2 separate regions of the Homo sapiens genome follow, and region 2 is linked to region 1. Evidence: chromatin loops called from intact Hi-C (ENCODE). Cell type or tissue: dorsolateral prefrontal cortex. All regions are shown on one strand. Links, peaks and the distances in the headings refer to the core of each region. The heading gives the core; the rest is flanking DNA.

Region 1 (5,383 bases), core at 285-5,284:
TGTGTATTTCACATCATTTTGTTGCTGTTATTTTGTACACGTAAGATTATCAGTTATATACTCATTATAATTTATACATTTTATCATATTGTCATGATCCTCTCCACTCATACTATCTTTTCTTTTAATTTTACTCTGCCATTTTTGCTAACTCATTTTACTTTTGGTCTACTTTCAGCAGATATCCTCAGAGCAACAAATCACTAGGCCTTTTAAATAAAAAACAGTCTAAGATTCTGTGTGTTTTATGTATGAATATCAAATATTTATATTACTTGCATCTGTCTTATGCCTTTTTTGGAGAAGTACATTTCCTTTTTCTTTTTCTATTTCCATTGTCTTTTGTATTTTTAGTATAATTAGAAAAAGCAAATGTCTTCTTTCTACCCTTAATCCTAATTGTACCACTCTTATTTTATAATTGAATTCACAGAATTATTTACTTATTTGTAAATTGGGTAAGTGATTTCAATATTCTTTGTATGTATTTTCCACAATAGCTACAAAATTCAACCCTTTTAAAAAATTAATCATTGAACATCTGAATATCATCATCATTAAAGGTAAAGTTTTTGGAAGACAAATCTGAAATATACTAGGCTGTATTTCACATAGTAATAGCATTTCAACTGGGTGTGACATACCTGCATCACATCTTCTTCCTAGAAAACATTTGAAATACTGCTCTGCTATCTTTTGATTGTGATAGTATGATAAAGAAATAGGAGTTACCCAGATTTTAATTCCTCTGATAATTTATCTTTAATTTTGAGATGGGAAGAGCAAAAGAAAATTTCTATACTATGAAATATATAAAATAGCCAGAGTATATCTTATAGAGTGTTTTTGCTTCTTTTATTTATCTGAAATAAAGTGAGACACTGTTGTCTCCTACCTCAGCTATTAACATCTGTATTTCTTTATCTTGTATGCCATTGATTAACAGTCTGTTTTGTTATTCAGAAACTTCTATTTTCCATGTCTGCTCTGACATCTCTCACATTCCCTTTCATCTTTCAGCTCTTTTCTTATGTCCCACCATGTTCCACCAGTCTGACTTTCTGCAGCACTGAATTTGCTGTCTAATGTTTTCAGAAATTATGTGAATTGGTCAACAGCAGAATTCTACCTTTTTCTTCCACAACTCTCATATTCTCTTTTATCAATGAAAATAGATAGCTGTTATTTTCTAAAAACCATTATGAGTCTCTCCTGCACAAAATCCATTTCAAGTCTTATTATCTGAATATTAGGAAAATTATCTCAGGAAGTACAAGGAAACAAAAAAAAGTCAATTATCTCGTTCCAGTCATAAGTAAATACAAATGAGAAAGGAAAAGAGGAAAATAAGCAAACAAAGAGGCTGATCATTTTCTCTTGTATACATCTTGTATGCATTATTATAAAGTTACTATTTTTAATTCAATTAAATTTAATTCAGTGGGCATGTCACTGAAGGATAGGCACACTCTCAGTGCTGAAAATCAAGTCTAAGTCCTAACCACTTCTAGATTTTATCTACAGATTAGGCATTGGAATGATTTATCCCATCCCATCATGCAATACTAGGTTTATACACAGAAGTTCAGAGCCAGAGTTTTGATGGGCCTGCCCTCAATTCTTTCTCCATTGAGGAAGAAGTAGTGTGTTTGTTTTATATTTCACAATTATTCACTCTCCCACCATATTTCCTATAAGAAGTTTCCACATCCTTGCCATTGCCATGTGACTTACTTTGGTCAATGAAATGTGCTCAGTGACTCACATACACCCTGACTGGGCAGAAGTTGTAAAAGGCCTTGTAAGTCTCCACCATTCGAATGGTACATCCCAGACAGATGTTGCTCCTTCAGCCTGGAATCCAGAAGAAGACATGTGGAACAGAACTATAGCCAGGGGCAGAGAACAGCCTGGAGCCACTGAGATCTAGGGGTGTGTGTTAGCAGAGCAAAGCTGACCAGCACTGTTAGGTTTGGAGTTGTATTCGTTTGCTAGGGTTAACATAAAAGGTTCCACAAACTGGGTGGCTTAAACAAGAAAAAATTGTTTCTCACCCTTCTAGAGGCCAGAAATCTGAGATCAAGGTGATCAAGTATCAGCAGGATTGATTCCTTTTGAGAGCTGTGAAGGAGAACTCTGTTCCGTGCCTCTTCCTTAGCTCCTGGTGGTTTGCTAGAAATTTTTGACCGCCTTTGCTTGTAGATGTATCACCCTGAGCTCCGCTTTCACATTCACCTGGAATTCTGTCTGCATGTCTATCTCTGTGTTCAATTTCCCCTTTTACTAGGACACCGGTCCTACTGGACTACAGTCCACCCTAACGACTTCATCTTAACTTGATCATCTGCAAAGATCTTATTTCTAAGTAAGGTCATATTCACAGGTACAAAATGTTAGGATTTCAACATCCTTTTAAAGGATATAATTCAACATCCAGCACAGGAGGACATCAGATTAACAAGAGTCCAAGTAAGGATCTTCAACTTTAGCCAGCAGCAACCTTCTCATACCTATGTTTTAGTCAAGCAGTACCAAGTTTGGGGCTGGAGAGCAGCAGGTTAGCTATTACAAATATTTTTACCAGTGAAGTAATTTTTTTCTGGATAAATGATTGCCTATGCTTTTCCTTGAGAAATTAGAAGGGAAAAATCTACTGGTGCTTTTCCTAATTCAACTATCTTTCTAGACATCATCCAATAGAGATTATTGTCAGGAACAATTTTCTGTAGACATCAATCAAATTAAAAAGAAGTAATAGCAAACATAATGGTATAATTTCTACTTTCAAATATCTAGTAGGAATGTTTAAGATAGCCATCAATGATCATTATGAAGTAACTTTTAGTAACTGAGCCAACATTTCATAATGCCCTGCATTCATTCATGCACACACACACACACACACACACACACACACACAGTCATTGAATTAGTGGTGGTAGTCAACCCAAATTAAGTAGAAGTCTGTATTAACTTATAGCTTTGGTGCCAGCTAAAGGTAATAATAACAGAAACCCTCAAAGTTATCAATTTTCTGTTTTATTTTTATTTGGCATGTATTCTTTATTTTCTGCCTGCATTTCCAAAGTTTCATTACATTAGACTCATATTTAATAAGACTGAAATTTTAGTGGTTGTAGAAGCAAATGGTTGTAGAGTAGTAAGTGAATAAATTGATATAAGATCAGTTTTCTAAAGCATGTGATTTTCAGCTTAATCAATTATTATTCTCTGTGTCCACATTAATTTCTAGGCCTATTATTATTAAAACACTCCTGATTAAATAAATTGAGCTGATACTTATACAAATACTAATTATGGTTTAAGCCAAATTTATATAAACATTTCTACTGGGTTTACACATACTACATTATATGGAATATTCTGACATCAAATTTGTATTCTACTATTAAATATAACTCAATTTTAAAATACTTCGCACTGGTCTGAAATCACAGGAACTGTTAACTCTGCCATGGTTAAGTGAAATGTATTATGCCATTTACGTGGTTTCCACAGCTATGGGACCTAGCAGATAATTAGGTGTTAGAAAAAATCAGAGACTTAGTTCCAAGGCGCCTCTTCTACTGTGCAGAAAGATTGGCAGCACCAATTCCATTAGCCAGAGGCCACATTAAGTCTGAAATTTCAAATGCAGTCAGGGTGGCTGTGTCTCCAGTGGTTGTAAATGGTCATTGACATTCAGACAGATAGTCATATTTTTAGCATTTATTTACCTTTCTTTATTCTTTACCTTCAATATGACTGTCATTGCTCAAAGCAGCTAGGAAAACAAAAGGGATGGGGATAAAGAGTGATAATGCTTCAGCAAGAATGAGGGCTGAGCAATCAAGCATGACTGTACGTAATGTCTAAAAGGTTACAATGCAGTTATCTTTCAGGATTATTTTCTGTATATACCAAATTGATTGTCATGTCATTGAGTAGAATTTTCATTTATTTTATTATTTTTTTCTCAAGCTGCTACATGAACCCAATATTTTATATCCATCTTATAACCAGGAGAGAGTTTCATTTGTCAGGGATAGTATAAGAAATAAAAGATGGATAAAGATTCAGAAGCAAAATAAAAAAGAAAGGAAGATGAAAACAAACTCAGGATTCGGAATCCCGGCAATGCAAACCAATATAAAGGAGATTGTGGGGGTGACCATGAGGGCAAATACTGGAACTCAATCTGAGACAAAATTTCCTCATATGCCTTCTGGAGATCCAAATACAATCTGTCAAAATTATATTATTAAAATGAGATAAATGCCTTATGTAAACAGGATGAAAGTGGCTCATACAAATGGGGAAGCAAAGCAGAGAATGGTGTACAGAATCTTGGTGAATGTCTGCTGTCTCCAGGATGATGTCATGGCTATAAAATAAAATTTATTGTGATACTGTTTCAATGAGATTAAGGAGTCTAGCGCGAGTTCAGAGCACCCTCTGGCCTGCTGAGTTTGTCTGTAATGTATGGTTAAGAGTCATACAAGAAATGCTAGAGCTATCACGTTGGTTGTGAACCATCAAAAGTTTCTGTGGATTATATTAATGTTGAATGGATAGACATACCCCTTTGGGGTGGCAGCAACAAAGCTACAGCAATGAAGGAAGAAGCCTGTCCACATACATGTCTCCTAAGACCATCTCTATGTGGCTCTGAATCTTAGTCAGGCACTGGTATTCATGAGCACCTGGATGAATGCTCACTAGAGACCTTCCTGGGCAAGACTGCCTTACTCATTCCCAAATAATGCAGCCTGGGAAACAAGACACCTAACTGCTTATTTCAGGAACCCATCAAATCCAGATCCTCCTCAACTTACAATGGAGTTAAGTTGTGATAAACTCATTGTAATTCATGATAAACTCATTGGAAATTGAAAATACTGTAAGTTGAAAATGCATTTAATATGCCTAACCTACCAAACATCATAATTCAGCCTTGCCTACCTTAAACATGCTCAGAACACTTGCATTTCCTACAGTTGGGCAAAACCATCCAGCACAAAGCTTATTTTATAATGAAGTATTGAGTTATCTTGTGTAATTTATTGAATATTATACTGAAAGTAATAAACAGGATGGTTGTAGGGGTGCTTGAAATACAGTTTCTACTAAATATATATTACTTTCACACCATCGTAAAGTCAAAAAGTCATAAGTCGAGCCATCATAAGCCAGGGACCATCTGTATGCAATAGAGAACACTCAAAAACTTCCAATACCTTTTTGGCATCATGCAGACAAGTTGAATAGACTGAACATGGCCTAGGTATTTCATTTTTTGGCATCCAAATTTAATTTCTCAAGGTTGATACCCCGGTAGTTCTATCATATTTGCTACAGAGATACTCAAACCAGAGATCTACAT
Region 2 (5,383 bases), core at 218-5,217, 280 kb after region 1:
AAAGTATAATAATAAAAAAGGTTATATTTATAAATAGTGAAAATAAGAAAAAAAAGAAAAAGAATCATTATATGAAAAAAGACACTTGCACATGCATATGTATAGCAGCACAATTCACAATAGCAAAAATATGAAACCAACCTAAATGCCCAGCAACCAACAAGTGAATGAAGAAAATGTGATATACATACAACATGGAATACTACTCAGCCATAAAAAGAAACAAACTAATGGCATTTGCAGCAACCTGGATTAAGTTGGAGACCCTTATTATAAGTGAAGTAACTCAGAAATGGAAAAGCAAACATCGTATGTTCTCACATATAAGTGGGAGCTAAGCTGTGAGGATGCAAAGGCTTAAGAATTATATAATGGAGTTGGGGGACTTGGATGGAAGAGTGGGAGTGGTGGATAAAAGACTACACATCGGGGGAGGAGCCAAGATGGTTGAATAGGAACAGCTCCGGTCTACAGCTCCAGGCATGAGCGACGCAGAAGACGGGTGATTTCTGCATTTCCATCTGAGGTACCAGGTTCATCTCACTAGGGAGTGCCACACAGTGGGCGCAGGCCAGTGGGTGCGCGCACCGTGCGCGAGCCGAAGCAGGGCGAGGCATTGCCTCACCTGGGAAGCGCAAGGGGTCAGGGAGTTCCCTTTCCAAGTCAAAGAAAGGGGTGACGGACGCACCTGGAAAATCGGGTCACTCCCACCCGAATATTGCACTTTTCAGACGGGCTTAAAAAACGGCGCACCACGAGACTATATCCCACACCTGGCTCGGAGGGTCCTACGCCCACGGAATCTCCCTGATTGCTAGCACAGCAGTCTGAGATCAAACTGCAAGTCGGCAGCTAGGCTGGGGGAGGGGCGCCCGCCATTGCCCAGGCTTGATTAGGTAAACAAAGCAGCCTGGAAGCTCCAACTGGGTGGAGCCCACCACAGTTCAAGGAGGCCTGCCTGCCATTGTAGGCTCCACCTCTGGGGGCAGGGCACAGACAAACAAAAAGACAGCAGTAACCTCTGCAGACTTAAATGTCGCTGTCTGACAGCTTTGAAGAGAGCAGTGGTTCTCCCAGCACACAGCTGGAGATCTGAGAACGGGCAGACTGCCTCCTCAAGTGGGTCCCTCACCCCTGACCCCCCAGCAGCCTAACTGGGAGGCACCCCCCAGCAGGGGCACACTGACACCTCACACAGCCTGGTACTCCAACAGACCTGCAGCTGAGGGTCCTGTCTGTTAGAAGGAAAACTAACAAACAGAAAGGACATCCACACCAAAAACCCATCTGTACATCACCATCATCAAAGACCAAAAGTAGATAAAACCACAAAGATGGGGAAAAAACAGAACAGAAAAACTGGAAACTCTAAAACGCAGAGTGCCTCTCCTCCTCCAAAGGAACGCAGTTCCTCACCAGCAACGGAACAAAGCTGGATGGAGAATGACTTTGACGAGCTGAGAGAAGAAGGCTTCAGATGATCAAATTACTCTGAGCTACGGGAGGACATTCAAACCAAAGGCAAAGAAGTTGAAAACTTTGAAAAAAATTTAGAAGAATGTATAACTAGAATAACCAATACAGAGAAGTGCTTAAAGGAGCTGATGGAGCTGAAAACCAAGGCTCGAGAACTACGTGAAGAATGCAGAAGCCTCAGGAGCCAATGCAATCAACTGGAAGAAAGGGTATCAGCAATGGAAGATGAAATGAATGAAATGAAGCGAGAAGGGAAGTTTAGAGAAAAAAGAATAAAAACAAATGAGCAAAGCCTCCAAGAAATATGGGACTATGTGAAAAGACCAAATCTACGTCTGATTGGTGTACCTGAAAGTGATGGGGAGAATGGAACCAAGTTGGAAAACACTCTGCAGGATATTATCCAGGAGAACTTCCCCAATCTAGCAAGGCAGGCCAACGTTCAGATACAGGAAATACAGAGAACGCCACAAAGATACTCCTCGAGAAGAGCAACTCCAACACACATAATTGTCAGACTCACCAAAGTTGAAATGAAGGAAAAAATGTTAAGGGCAGCCAGAGAGAAAGGTCGGGTTACCCTCAAAGGGAAGCCCATCAGACTAACAGCGGATCTCTCGGCAGAAACCCTACAAGCCAGAAGAGAGTGGGGGCCAATATTCATCATTCTTAAAGAAAAGAATTTTCAACCCAGAATTTCATATCCAGCCAAACTAAGCTTCATAAGTGAAGGAGAAATAAAATACTTTACAGACAAGCTAATGCTGAGAGATTTTGTCACCACCAGGCCTGCCCTAAAAGAGCTCCTGAAGGAAGCGCTAAACATGGAAAGGAACAACCGGTACCAGCTGCTGCAAAATCATGCCAAAATGTAAAGACCATCGAGACTAGGAAGAAACTGCGTCAACTGACGAGCAAAATCACCAGCTAACATCATAATGACAGGATCAAATTCACACATAACAATATTAACTTTAAATGTAAATGGACTAAATTCTCCTATTAAAAGACACAGACTGGCAAATTGGATAAAGAGTCAAGACCCATCAGTGTGCTGTATTCAGGGAACCCATCTCACGTGCAGAGACACACATAGGCTCAAAATAAAAGGATGGAGGAAGATCTACCAAGCAAATGGAAAACAAAAAAAGGCAGGGGTTGCAATCCTAGTCTCTGATAAAACAGACTTTAAACCAACAAAGATCAAAAGAGACAAAGAAGGCCATTACATAATGGTAAAGGGATCAATTCAACAAGAAGAGCTAACTATCCTAAATATATATGCACCCAATACAGGAGCACCCAGATTCATAAAGCAAGTCCTGAGTGACCTACAAAGAGACTTAGACTCCCACATATTAATAATGGGAGACTTTAACACCCCACTGTCAACATTAGACAGATCAACAAGACAGAAAGTCAACAAGGATACCCAGGAATTGAACTCAGCTCTGGACCAAGTGGACCTAATAGACATCTACAGAACTCTCCACCCCAAATCAACAGAATATACATTTTTTTGAGCACCACACCACACCTATTCCAAAATTGACCACATACTTGGAAGTAAAGCTCTCCTCAGCAAATGTAAAAGAACAGAAATTATAACAAACTATCTCTCAGACCACAGTGCAATCAAACTAGAAGTCAGGATTAAGAATCTCACTCAAAGCCGCTCAACTACATGGAAACTGAACAACCTGCTCCTGAATGACTACTGGGTACATAACGAAATGAAGGCAGAAATAAAGATGTTCTTTGAAACCAACGAGAACAAAGACATGACATACCAGAATCTCTGGGACACATTCAAAGCAGTGTGTAGAGGGAAATTTATAGCACTAAATGCCCACAAGAGAAAGCAGGAAAGATCCAAAATTGACACCCTAACATCACAATTAAAAGAACTAGAAAAGCAAGAGCAAACACATTCAAAAGCTAGCAGAAGGCAAGAAATAACTAAAATCAGAGCAGAACTGAAGGAAATAGAGACACAAAAAACCCTTCAAAAAATCAAGGAATCCAGGAGCTGGTTTTTTGAAAGGATCAACAAAATTGATAGACCGCTAGCAAGACTAATAAAGAAAAAAAGAGAGAAGAATCAAATAGACACAATAAAAAATGATAAAGGGGATATCACCACCGATCCCACAGAAATACAAACTACCATCAGAGAATACTACAAACACCTCTACGCAAATAAACTGGAAAATCTAGAAGAAATGGATAAATTCCTTGACACATACACTCTCCCAAGACTAAACCAGGAAGAAGTTGCATCTCTGAATAGACCAATAACAGGAGCTGAAATTGTGGCAATAATCAATAGTTTACCAACCAAAAAGAGTCCAGGACCAGATGGATTCACAGCCGAATTCTACCAGAGGTACAAGGAGGAACTGGTACCATTCCTTCTGAAACTATTCCAATCAATAGAAAAAGAAGGAATCCTCCCTAACTCATTTGATGAGGCCAGCATCATCCTGATACCAAAGCCAGGCAGAGACACAACCAAAAAAGAGAATTTTAGACCAATATCCTTGATGAACATTGATGCAAAAATCCTCAATAAAATACTGGCAAACCGAATCCAGCAGCACATCAAAAAGCTTATCCACCACGATCAAGTGGGCTTCATCCCTGGGATGCAAGGCTGGTTCAATATACGCAAATCAATAAATGTAATCCAGCATATAAACAGAACCAAAGACAAAAACTACATGATTATCTCAATAGATGCAGAAAAGGCCTTTGACAAAATTCAACAACTCTTAATGCTAAAAACTCTCAATAACTTAGGTATTGATGGGACATATCTCAAAATACTAAGAGCTATCTCTGACAAACCCACAGCCAATATCATACTGAATGGGCAAAAACTGGAAGCATTCCCTTTGAAAACTGGAACAAGACAGGGATGTCCTCTCTCACCACTCCTATTCAACATAGTGTTGGAAGTTCTGGCCAGGGCAATTAGGCAGGAGAAGGAAATAAAGGGTATTCAATTAGGAAAAGAGGAAGTCAAATTGTCCCTGTTTGCAGATGACATGATTGTATATCTAGAAAACCCCATTGTCTCAGCCCAAAATCTCCTTAAGCTGATAAGCAACTTCAGCAAAGTCTCAGGATACAAAATCAATGTACAAAAATCACAAGCATTCTTATACACCAATAACACACAAACAGAGAGCCAAATCATGAGTGAACTCCCATTCACAATTGCTTCAAAGAGAAGAAAATACCTAGGAATCCACCTTACAAGAGACGTGAAGGACCTCTTCAAGGAGAACTACAAACCACTGCTCAATAAAATAAAAGAGGGTACAAACAAATGGAAGAACATTCCATGCTCATGGGTAGGAAGAATCAATATCGTGAAAATGGCCATACTGCCCAAGGTAATTTATAGATTCAATGCCATCCCCATCAAGCTACCAATGACTTTCTTCACAGAATTGGAAAAAACTACTTTAAAGTTCATCTGGAACCAAAAAAGAGCCCGCATCACCAAGTCAATCTTAAGCCAAAAGAACAAAGCTGGAGGCATCACGCTACCTGACTTCAAACTATACTACAAGGCTACAGTAACCAAAACAGCATGGTACTGGCACCAAAACAGATAGTGATCAATGGAACAGAACAGAGCCCTCAGAAATAACGCCACATACTACAACTATCTGATCTTTGACAAACCTGAGAAAAACAAGAAATGGGGAAAGGATTCCCTGTTTAATAAATGGTGCTGGGAAAACTGGCTAGCCATATGGAGAAAGCTGAAACTGGATCCCTTCCTTACATCTTATACAAAAATTAATTCAAGATGGATTAAAGACTTAAACATTAGACCTAAAACCATAAAAACCCTAGAAGAAAACCTAGGCATTACCATTCAGGACATAGGCATGGG

Evidence for each region. A loop is a pair of places that touch in the nucleus more often than their neighbours do. Peaks named below come from ENCODE experiments on the same cell type or tissue, not always from the same donor. Only the 100,000 strongest peaks of a DNase experiment are listed, where the experiment ranks them.
Region 2: it touches region 1 in a loop (1.0-fold over the local background); 2 of 110 quality-filtered maps call a loop at or near these places.

Annotation. Positions count from the first base shown.
Region 1 is chr3:19,570,071-19,575,453 of GRCh38, forward strand. No RefSeq gene overlaps it. Among named protein-coding and RNA genes, the nearest start is that of MIR4791, 260 kb to the left of the region's middle. In dorsolateral prefrontal cortex, for the core only: no CTCF peak of the experiment used is centred there; no DNase peak of the experiment used is centred there.
Region 2 is chr3:19,854,621-19,860,003 of GRCh38, forward strand. No RefSeq gene overlaps it. Among named protein-coding and RNA genes, the nearest start is that of EFHB, 77 kb to the right of the region's middle. RefSeq lists an enhancer at 649-1,236. In dorsolateral prefrontal cortex, for the core only: no CTCF peak of the experiment used is centred there; no DNase peak of the experiment used is centred there.